Linked DNA regions of Homo sapiens: region 1 is linked to region 2. The links are chromatin contacts, found by Hi-C or POLR2A ChIA-PET in ENCODE. All regions are on one chromosome and are shown on one strand. Each heading gives the region's core, a stretch centred on a gene start or an enhancer-like site at or near the end of the contact. The rest is flanking DNA. Distances are from core to core; before and after follow the strand shown. Region 1 overlaps MICOS10-NBL1 (MICOS10-NBL1 readthrough). Region 2 overlaps CAPZB (capping actin protein of muscle Z-line subunit beta).

What was found. A loop is a pair of places that touch in the nucleus more often than their neighbours do. ChIA-PET counts read pairs that join two places held with the same protein, here RNA polymerase II (POLR2A).
Region 1: a loop to region 2 is called in a map of astrocyte of the cerebellum, with 4 times the contacts of the local background. The contact joins two enhancer-like sites. A Hi-C loop is called at or near these places in 1 of 168 maps with a recorded cell type or tissue (astrocyte of the cerebellum). POLR2A ChIA-PET finds 5 or more read pairs at or near these places in 4 of 52 experiments (H1, RWPE1, activated CD4-positive, alpha-beta T cell and 1 more).

What each region holds. Positions count from the first base shown.
Region 1 is chr1:19,626,733-19,631,713 of GRCh38, forward strand. All of the region lies in intron 1 of MICOS10-NBL1 (MICOS10-NBL1 readthrough), which reads left to right. MICOS10 (mitochondrial contact site and cristae organizing system subunit 10) reads left to right here. Exons shown (of 4, transcript NM_001032363.4): 4 at 1-3,088. Among named protein-coding and RNA genes, the nearest start is that of NBL1, 15 kb to the right of the region's middle. RefSeq lists a silencer at 2,129-2,329. Within about 2 kb of position 2,408, at least 3 of the 41 ENCODE cell types and tissues checked have a DNase peak (open chromatin) inside an H3K27ac peak, as active enhancers do.
Region 2 is chr1:19,395,647-19,400,744 of GRCh38, forward strand. The region is part of intron 2 of CAPZB (capping actin protein of muscle Z-line subunit beta); the gene reads right to left. Among named protein-coding and RNA genes, the nearest start is that of SLC66A1, 86 kb to the left of the region's middle. Within about 2 kb of position 2,910, at least 3 of the 41 ENCODE cell types and tissues checked have a DNase peak (open chromatin) inside an H3K27ac peak, as active enhancers do.

The DNA of each region.
Region 1 (4,981 bases), core at 1,158-3,657, 230 kb after region 2:
GAACCCCCTGAAACCAGTTGTTGGGTATCCTTCCCATTTGCCCCCTCAGGCGTAGTTTTCAGAACTGCTTCCACCTCGTAATCAGAAGTTGAAGATTGCTGCTGCGTGGCCTGATGGAGATGACTGATGTCTTAAGGCGCCTTTCCTTCTGTGGCACCTCTTCGTGTGTTCTCACCTGGGGACCTGGCAGGGCACATCTCCGCTGTGCCTACTGCAAGGCGGTCCCACTGCTGCTGTATTAGCAGGGGAAGAATCCTGGCTGTGTGGATGGCCCACTCCATTGAAGTCAAGTCCTGCAGCTTCATAGAGCTTGAGACAGTCCAAGCTTCAGCTCTGGAGGGCGGAGGAAAGCTCATGGCATACCCACCTGGCCGGAGGAGCCCGATTGGGGTTAATTTTATCTTCACGTAGCAGCTGAAGTTTGAGGACAAAAGGGCCACTTCTGATGCCCCTCTGAGTTTGTTCCTGTGGTTTCACTTGAACCAGGGATGCTAGATGCAAAAGTCATATTTTAGCAATTTCTTCAGACGATATACAGAACCCCAGCGCTCAGCCGTTCTTATTTCTTTTTCCTTATCGTAGAATTAAGATAGGGAGAGCCCGATCCCACTTGCCCCTGTATCCTGTAAATGTTGATTTATCATCTACTGTAAGCGAGGCACTGTTGTAAGCAGCAGAGATAAATGGATAAATAGACACAGGCTTCTGCCTTCAAGGAGCTTAGAGTCTGATGGAAAGACAGACGTGCAAACACAACTCTGAAAGAAGTGTTTTAATGGAGAAGAGAGGTGTAGGCAAAGTACACTGAGAACAAAGGAGAAGGAGCAACTATGTCTCCCTAGGATGGCCCCACAGGCGACGGAATGCCTGCGCTGGGACCCGAAGTTGACTGGGAATCCCAGACAGAAGGAGGGTAGCCTCTGTGTTTGCTCAGGATCATGTAATGCATATTATAGCTGGGAAATCGCAAGTAGTTCAGCATAGCCAGGGTGTGTAGGGGCAGGGGAAAGGCATGGAGGGGGAGGCTGGGCAATAGGGTACAACTCATGTCTGACTCCAGTTCTGGAACATTGATTAGACCTTAGTTCTTGCAAGTGCTATAGTGAGTACATTCAGGGTAGCAAATACCCTCCCTCAGCCTCCCCACTCCCTTTTCCAGAAAGGTCTGCTAGGCTCTGCCCTGCAAACTGTCCAGGCTCCTCTGCCCTCTGGGCTTGTTTTCCTCTTTATTGCTACTTGGCTGTTTTTCACTTGGTCCTCTTCATTCTATGATTAAGGCAACCCATATAATTGAAAGAAAAATAATGTGCAGCCTGTTTCATCCCTTCCACTTGTTTTCTTACTATTTATTTATTTATTTCTGAGATGGAATTTTGCTCTTGTTGCCCAGGCTGGAGTGCAATGGTGGCGATCTCGGCCTGCTGCAACCTCCGCTTCCTGGGTTCAAGCGCTTCTCCTGCCTCAGCCTCCCGAGTAGCTGGGATTACAGGCATGCGCCATCACACCTGGCTAATTTTGTATTTTTAGTAGAGACGGTGTTTCTCCTTGGTCATGCTGGTCTCCAACTCCCGACCTCAGGTGATCCTCCCGCCTCGGCCTCCCAAAGTGCTGGGATTACAGGCGTGAGCCACCGCACCCAGCCTCCTATTTGCTTTAAAAGTAATTTCCTGGCCGGATGCGGTGGCTCACACCTGTAATCCCAGCACTTTGGGAGGCCAAGGCAGGTGGATCATGAGGTCAAGAGATCAAGACCATCCTGGCCAACATTGTAAAACCCTGTCTCTACTAAAAATATAAAAATCAGCTGGGCATGGTGGCGCACACCTGTAGTCCCAGCTACTCAGGAGGTTGAGGCAGGAGAATCATTTGAACCCGGGAGGCAGAGGTTGCGGTGAGCTGAGATCGCGCCACTGCACTCCAGCCCGGCGACAGAGCGAGAATCTGTCTCAAAAAAAAAAAAAAAAAAAAAGCATTTTCCTTCCCCAATTTTTCTGTCATTTTCCCATCCTCATTCAGGCAGAGAGAAGAATAACATGCCCCCTTCCAAAAAAGACAAAACACAAGGTAGCCACAAATTCCCTAGACACATTAGAAAAATAGGGAGTGGAGAGGGGCATTGGAATGAAAGTTCTCTATCTCATTAGCTGTTAGGCTTTAGGCATTTATTTGGATGGATCCCTTTGGCACCTTGGAAGCACCACTGAAGTGCTCTGAGAAAGGGGTCAGCTGTCTGAGGGAATAGTTCTGGATAGAGGCCACAGGAAGCACTGGCCAGTTGCTTTAGTTCTAGATAGCTTTGTATTCCCGCCTTGTTGCCCTTAGCGGAGGCTGGCCCAAAGCACACTTGATCTTGTCCCCACTCCCTGCCCCCATCTCAGATCAACCTTCAGAAAGTCCCGGCTTGTTGGCAAAGGCACACATTCTGTGTTACTCTTAAGTTTCATTAGAAATTCAAGTCCTCTGGGGCCCTGTTCCCTTGTGGGCTTGTGCAACTGACTTTGTTTCTTGTCTGCCTTTCTGGAACCAAATCCAAGGAAATTCATGGGTTTGGGGAGACAGCGATGGGAACCCAGCAGGGCACAGGATGCTAGGATAAAGCTGTGGCGCCCCAAAAGTGGCCTGCTCTGCCAACATACATAAATACATACAGTCTGAGCTTGACACTGTATAATTTGGCCCAGAACAATATGTATTTTGAGCTCATTTAGGTGAATGACTTTGGCATTCCATGTACCCACTAGGGGAAGCTTTATCAGGCTGCATTTGCCTTATGCAGAAGTATGCCTTTGTTCTGAGAAATGGCCTCAGAACACACTGTTGAGCTGTCTCCTTTAGTGAGTGTCATCCTCTCATCCATTTCAAAAGATTGCAGATGCCGTCTTGAAGTCCTGCTTGTAAGAAATGCAGGGGTTGGGAATGGAGGAGATGACGATGTAGTTTTGCTTTTAGTTTTCCCAAACCTGTTTACATTTTTTAAAAATGTAACCAACCCATAATTGCATTTTACTTGTCGTGGTTCGATCTGATTGTATTGTCGAAGGACTATTTTTGAACCTGTCCAAATAAACTCTGCAAAGTATTTCCACAAGGATGTGACTCCATGGCGCTTGGACAGCCTTTATCCTGAATGGTACTGAGACACAAATGTTTTCCTGTTGCGTGCTTTCTAATTACCTAAATGCAAACGGGGTGGAAGGGAGAAAGTGGAAATTCTAAGTACCAAAAGGAATGTTAAATTTAGAATAATAAGCTCATCTGGAAGCTATCACCACTTTTTTCTTAAAGTGCGCTGCAAGCATCGCTTCCCCTTGGACACCAAATCATGGTATTGGGGTAAAGACAGACTTGGGCAGGAGCAGGGGAGAAGCCCCATGTCTAATGAGCGGCCTCTGTGTGGATCAAGAGTGACAACTGTTCTGCTGTCAAGTGCCCTGACAAAGAAGAACCAAGGGAGAGGCAGGGCTGTAAATGATTTGGAGTCAGGGGACTGGATCTAAGTTCCCACTCTACCACTTATTTGCCAGGTGACCACGGGGAGTTGCCTTAACCTAAGGGGTTGTTGCAGGCTGGGCACAGTGGATCACACCTGTAACCCCAGCACTTTGGGAGGCTGAGGCAGGTGGATTGCTTGAGCCCAGGAGTTCCAGACCAGCCTGGGCAACATAGCAGGACCCCATCTCTACAAAAAACACAAAAATTAGCCAGGGATGGTGGCATGCACCTGTTGTCCCAGCTACTTGGGAGGCTGAGGAGGGAAGATCACTTGAGCTCAGGAGGTTGAGGCTGCAGTGAGCCATGATCATGACACTACACTTCAGCCTGGGTGACAGAGTGAGACCCTGTCTTAAAAAAAATTAAAAACCACACACACACACACACACACACACACACACACACTTATTTACGGAGCACATGGTCTTTGAGCTAGGCTAGGAGGGGAGAAGGGGAAAAGACACTGAAGAAAGAGAACTCTAGGAGCTTCCGCCCAGGTAGGAACATAGAACTATTACTGGGCATTTGCATTCAGGATAATTGGCTTCAATTGTTTGACCCTCACTTAAGGAGTTCAGAGCCAGAAAGTGGAGGTGGAGGAAGATGTCAAGAATTCTTGAAGGAGGAGTGGGCAGGTGATGAATCTTTACGGGGAAGAAACTGGGGCTAGAAAAAAAGAGCTCATTATCAACTGTCAATCAAGTCATCTTTATTCCCGGTCCATCCAGTTTGAGCTAGGCAGAACATATATCACGAGGCTTACTTTTTACAAGCTTATGATAAAAGTACTATTATCCTCATTTTATGGATGAAGAAACAGTTTTTGGAAGGGCAAATTAACTTGCCCAAGGACAAGTAGGTGAAAACAATGCAGGTGGAATCTGAACCTGATTCCGGAGGCCAGACTCTTACCTACTTTCTATGCTGGTCGAAAGCTGTTTAAAGTGGGGAGGGTCATTTCAAAGGAAAGCAGTTTGATCCAGTTTAAACCTGATTTGAGATACTTAAACTAGTTGAAATGGATCAGAGCCAGTTTCACTGAGTTTAAATTAGTAAGAATAAGTTGATCCAATTTGAAGTCAGCTGTATTTGTTTAAAAAAGTAATTCCTATGTCTATTTTCTATTAATCAGAAACATAATTATCAATCAGAGCTTTGGGTCAGCGTTGCTGATAAGTTTGGCTAAGTCCTTGCAAATGTAATAAAGCATCATGACATTTTATTGCAGTAGGCATCTTAAAATCTATACACTTTTCAATTAGATAATTAGATTTCTTTTTCTTTTTGTCTTTTTTTTTTTTTTTTGAGACAGGGTCTTACTCTGTTGCCCATGTTAGAGTGCAGTGGTGTACAATTTTGGCTCACTGCAGCCTTGATATCCAGGACTCAGGTGTTTCTCCCACCTCAGCCTCCTGAGTAGCTGGGACTACAGCTGCATGCCACCATGCCTGGCTAATTTTTGTATTTTTTGTAGAGATGGGGTTTCACT
Region 2 (5,098 bases), core at 1,660-4,159:
TCCCTGAAGGGGATGAACCAGGCCCTCGGAGCCTAATTAAATGAACCATTTCCTGGCCAGGCACACAACCCATCACCTGTGTGCAGAGAAGCCAGGGTCTCTCTAAGCTCCCGGCTGCTTTTAATTAAGGACTCGTCCCTGAGAGATGAAGCACAACATACAAAACCACCTTCGAGTCACCAGAATGGAAGTCATCTTGGACTTAGTGCTGAGAACTGCCTGCAGCCGGCCAGCCAGCCGGCAGGAGAAGCTGCCGCCTACAGCCAGGCGATGGCCTCAGGCTAAGGAGCACAGGGAGGCTCCCCTGACTCAGGCTTGCCCCACACCCAGCATCCTGCATGTCTATCCAGACCACCTTTCTTCCCCGTGTTCCACCTAAGTCATCCTTCAGGGTCTGATTCGGCCACGCCTGCCTCTTCCACTGCAACCTCCCAAAGCCGCGACGGCAGAGGCCGTTGCCCCGCCTCTACTCCTGCACCCTGTGCAGGATGCGGTCTTGAGCCTCACAGGTTTGTGACATGCATGTGTCTCCCCAGGGCAGTGATGAGCTGTCTGGACGGCCTCATGCCCGGCTTGATGCTGGCAGGACTTCTGAAGCGTTGGTGGGATGGTGTGGGATGGTGGAAAACTAGGGCCACTTGGGTCAGGTTCTGATCTTTTGAAGCCCAAGCCTGCCTTGGTGGGAAGCAAGTTCTCAGCACTCTTCAGCACCTCCCTTAAAGGAGGGACTATTCTTCGGTGAGTGGGAGACAGACCGAAACTTGACGTGGATGGCATTTCATCTTCCTGACTGCCAGCCCTGAGTTGGATGAAGGTGTGCACCCACTGGGCGTGGGCTGCCGCCTGCTGTGGAGCTGCCGCTGCCCCTCGTACCCTACACAGGCTCCTCCTAAAGCCAGACCCGCAGCCTTCCCAGCATGAAGGCAAGCACGGGGTAGCTGCTGTTCTCTTCCCGGACGGTCCTCAGTCCTCGGTCCAGCTTTCTCAGTCCACATTTTTATTAAGGATTATTGGCCAGACGCAGTGGCTCATGCCTGTAATCCCAGCACTTTGGGAGGCCGAGGCAGGAGGATCACTTGAGGCCAGGAGTTCGAGACCAGCCTGACCAACACGGTGAAACCCCACCTCTAATAAAAATACAAAAAAAAAAAAAAAAAGAAATTAGGCACTGTGGCGAGCACCTGTAATCCCAGCTACTCAGGAGACTAAGGGAGGAGAATCGCTTGAACCTGGGAGGCGGAGGGTGCAGTGAGCCGAGATGGCGCCACTACACTCCAGCCTGGGTGACAGAGAGGACTCTGTCTCAAAAAATTAAAAAAAAAAAGATTATCGTATTGGCTTGTATTCTTCTGTCACCTGAAATCTTTTTGGGAAAAGACCAGGTAAAAATACACAAACATAACTCATATATAAGTTGATTTTTCTCCAAAGACACTGTAATTTCACAGAGGATCTCTGTCCTCTCGTTTAAGTGAAAAGATACATAGTGAAACCAAATTTTTGTTCTCGTCAACATTTTAATGAAACATTATTCAAGGGCCTGCTGTAGGTCATAATTCCCAAGAACCTATGGACAACATTAAGTGAGGACTTACTGAACTATCAAAGTTATGATTGGAATAACAGCAAAGATGTTTAGGTCTTACCATTTAAAAGGCATGTAACACACATCCTCATTTTATCATCACAGCAACCCTGCAGAAGGCAGGGGTGTTATTATCCCACATTACTGTTTACAGGTGAAAAAAAGAGGCACAGGTAGGTTAAGCAACTTGGCTATGGTCACACAGCAGGTAATTCAATGAAAGCCATGCGATCCCACCCTAAGGCCGTGCGGACTCTAGAATGACACCTGGTGAGTAACCTAGCAGGCAAAATAATTCAGCTGAAAGAGTCACCAGCTGGATGGTGGCAGAGAGAAGTACTTGGCAAGATTGGTTTTTCACACAAGGTCAACGCGAACGGAACCTCTCATACCAGCCACCTACTAGGGTACAGCATCAAGACCTAATTTCAGGGAGGGAAATGGGAAATGCATCCATTTCATCATCACTGGATACTAAGGGTTAGGCCTGGCCTCAGGCTTTATAAACCACATGTGTGCCAAATGTCCACGTCTAAACCTAGAGTTTAGGGTGAAAACTATGAATGGGCTACCATGGAAGTTACAAAATAAGAATGCAGGGGGAAGCCTGAGGGCGCGCGCCACCCGAATGCGGGAGGAGCCAGATGGGGCAGCATAGGAAGGGCTGTTCTTTACCACTGATCTGGGGGGCTCATGATCGCCCAGAGGGACAGACCAACAGCATCGGGGTCTGTGGGTTGATATTCATCTGCACGTCGACACTGGTGGGGATGCCAGGGAAATCTCACATGTTCTGTTTAGCAGAAACGAGACACCTGAGGCAGAAAGTGACAATAAGGAGTCACACGGCCAGGCAACCATGGGCAATGGCAACGCAGGGGATACTTTAGAATCTGAAAGCCTGTGAAACACCCTCAAGTCCGAGAGGATCTGCTCCATGATGAGGAACTCCGTGACCTCCAGGGCCCACACACGGAGGTGAGCCACAGTCATCCTGCCACACCTGCTCAGTCTCCCGATGAGCCAGGCGAGGTGCTGAGCCCTGTACTCCTCGCCCCAGGGGTCCTGATAGCCCCTTGGGAGGCGAATGACCTTTGAAGCCACAGCAGAGGCTGACCAGCTCAGAGCACGGAGCCACTGAGTCAGAGGGCGGAGGTCTGGCTTCCTCCAACAGATTCTCCAAAAATCCTCACGATCACAAGCTTCTAAACCTCCATGACCTACCATGATTCCAGTAATACTTCTGTTTCCCTTCAAGTGGGAGTGTTTGTGCCATGTTTACGTGTCTGAGTGGGGGAGCGGGTGCTAAGGCAGACTCAACAAGTCGGGTTGCTTCGCTGTTCTCAGCACAAAAGTCACCCAGGCTGTCTGGCCACAATGTTTCACACTGGATTCCTTCCACTGGAGGGATGTCTCATCAGGTTTTGCTGTAATTTCACTGAGTCACCCATAGAAACGACCAAGCAGGGGAGACTGGAGGGGACATCTCCAGGGGGCCACATCTGAGCTGAGTTACAGAAAGTGAGGCAGGGCTGGCAGTTAGGGCAGGTCGCAAAGCAGCCCAAGGACTAAGGTGCAGACAGAGAGCATCTCTGTCTGTCAAAGGCAGACAGCGTGGGATGCCGAATGCTGATAGCTGCACAACTCTTTTTTTTTTTTTTTGTCACCCAGGCTGCAGTGCAATGGAGCGATCTCGAGTACCGCAACCTCCGCCTCCCAGGTTCAAGCAAGTCTCCTGCCTCAGCCTCCCGAGTAGCTGGGACTACAGGTGCTTGCCACCATGCTTGGCTAATTTTTTTATTTTTTAGTAGAGACAGGGTTTCACCATGTTGGTCAGGCTGGTCTTGAACTCCTGGACTCAAGTGATCCGCCTGTCTTGCCCTCCCGAAGTGCTGGGATTACAGGCATGAGCCACCATGCCCAGCTAGCTGCACAACTCTTGCGTGTGCTAAAAACCATTGGACCGTACACTTTAAAAGTGTAAATGTTATGTTATGTGAATTATATCTCCAGAAAGCTGTTGTTAAGAAGGTGAATCAAGAGAGGATATTTTAGGCAGAGAGAACCACATGGATCCAAGACATCACAGGTAGACATCCAGGAAACCAACAGTTTCAGAATACGAGTACGTCATGTGACCCAGAGTTAGGTTGGTAAAAAGTGACCCTGGGTGTCAGGAACCATGGGCAGTGTTGTCTTTCTCCTCACTCTCAGTCGTAGCTGTTTGACTCTTCACTCTTACTACCCAGAGCTTTTCCTACATCAAAATAAACCAAGGTACTGCAGGGACTTGCCACTGGCCTGGAAGTCAGAGCTGGTTCTGCCATGAAACGGTGCTACATGGGGCATGGGCCACAGCTCCCTGGTCTCTGCAATGGATGGTTCTCTGAGAGAGGAGCACTTTGAGGGCTGTGAGTACAGAGGGAGGAGCTCAGGGTGTCAAGAGTGGGAGAGGAAGTCTGGGCCTACCACCTTCTACCTGGTTTATTCAAGTTCTAAGATTTTGCTTAAAAAAAGGGCTGTACCAATTTTCCAAATGTTTGAAAACCACTAGATGAGATAATCGGTAAGGTTCATTTTAGTGTTGACATCCTACGAAGTTTCATAGTTCAAGACTTGAGAGTTACTCAAAAGTTTGTGTCATCCCTCCTAAAACAAACCTTTACTAAGCAAGGTACTCTGAGGCTCAAACCAACTGTGGACTGCCCAGCTCTTCGGTTCACAGCCTTAGGACACAGATGCAAGCAGCTGAGTGAGTTATTCACAAGAAGGGGAAGAAGGAAAAGGCTTGGAACCCATAATCTTCTCCCCTGAATGCCATGTTCAAATTTAAACTCTTAGGGAATTTCTATATTTGTATACAGAATCCAAATTCCCTTCTCTTTTCTCTTCCAGGAGAGATTCCGAGCCCACCCCTTGCCTGCCTCCGAGACCTCAACACCATCCTGCTTACTAAAGGGAGCCCAGTTTTTCCCGCTACCCATGGCACAGGTCTTCGTCAATTTCAGTGTGCCCTTCATGAATCTGGCATGTGGTCACTGGCAGTTAAAGGGGGTGATGATGGAGAGGAGAAACCCCAGGCTCCAACTACAAAACCCTGCGGGACACGCAGGCTCCTCTGGGCTTCCCGGCCCACATTCCTGGCCTATTTCAAACATCAGGGAAGCAGACTGAGCGTGCCATGCCCTCCTCAAGTATTTTTAACCTGTTTCCAAAACCAGACATGTTCTAAGGGGGGCGACCCAGGAATTCCTCATCCAGGGCCAGTGCCTGCCAACCGCGAGATGTTGGCTTTCTAACAGCTCTGAGGAGGGAGTTGTTGTCTGCCTTTTCTGGCACGTGGGGAAGTGGGATCTCTCTCCAATTCACTTTTACGTCTCACATTTCTCATCAACCAGAGGGCAGGATCTAACTTAAAGTGAGAGTCTTCAGACCATCCTCAATGGAAGCTCTCCAAACACTGTTCTCCGGCTTCCAACAACAACAGGAGTCCATAAGGTTCCCCAAATGAAG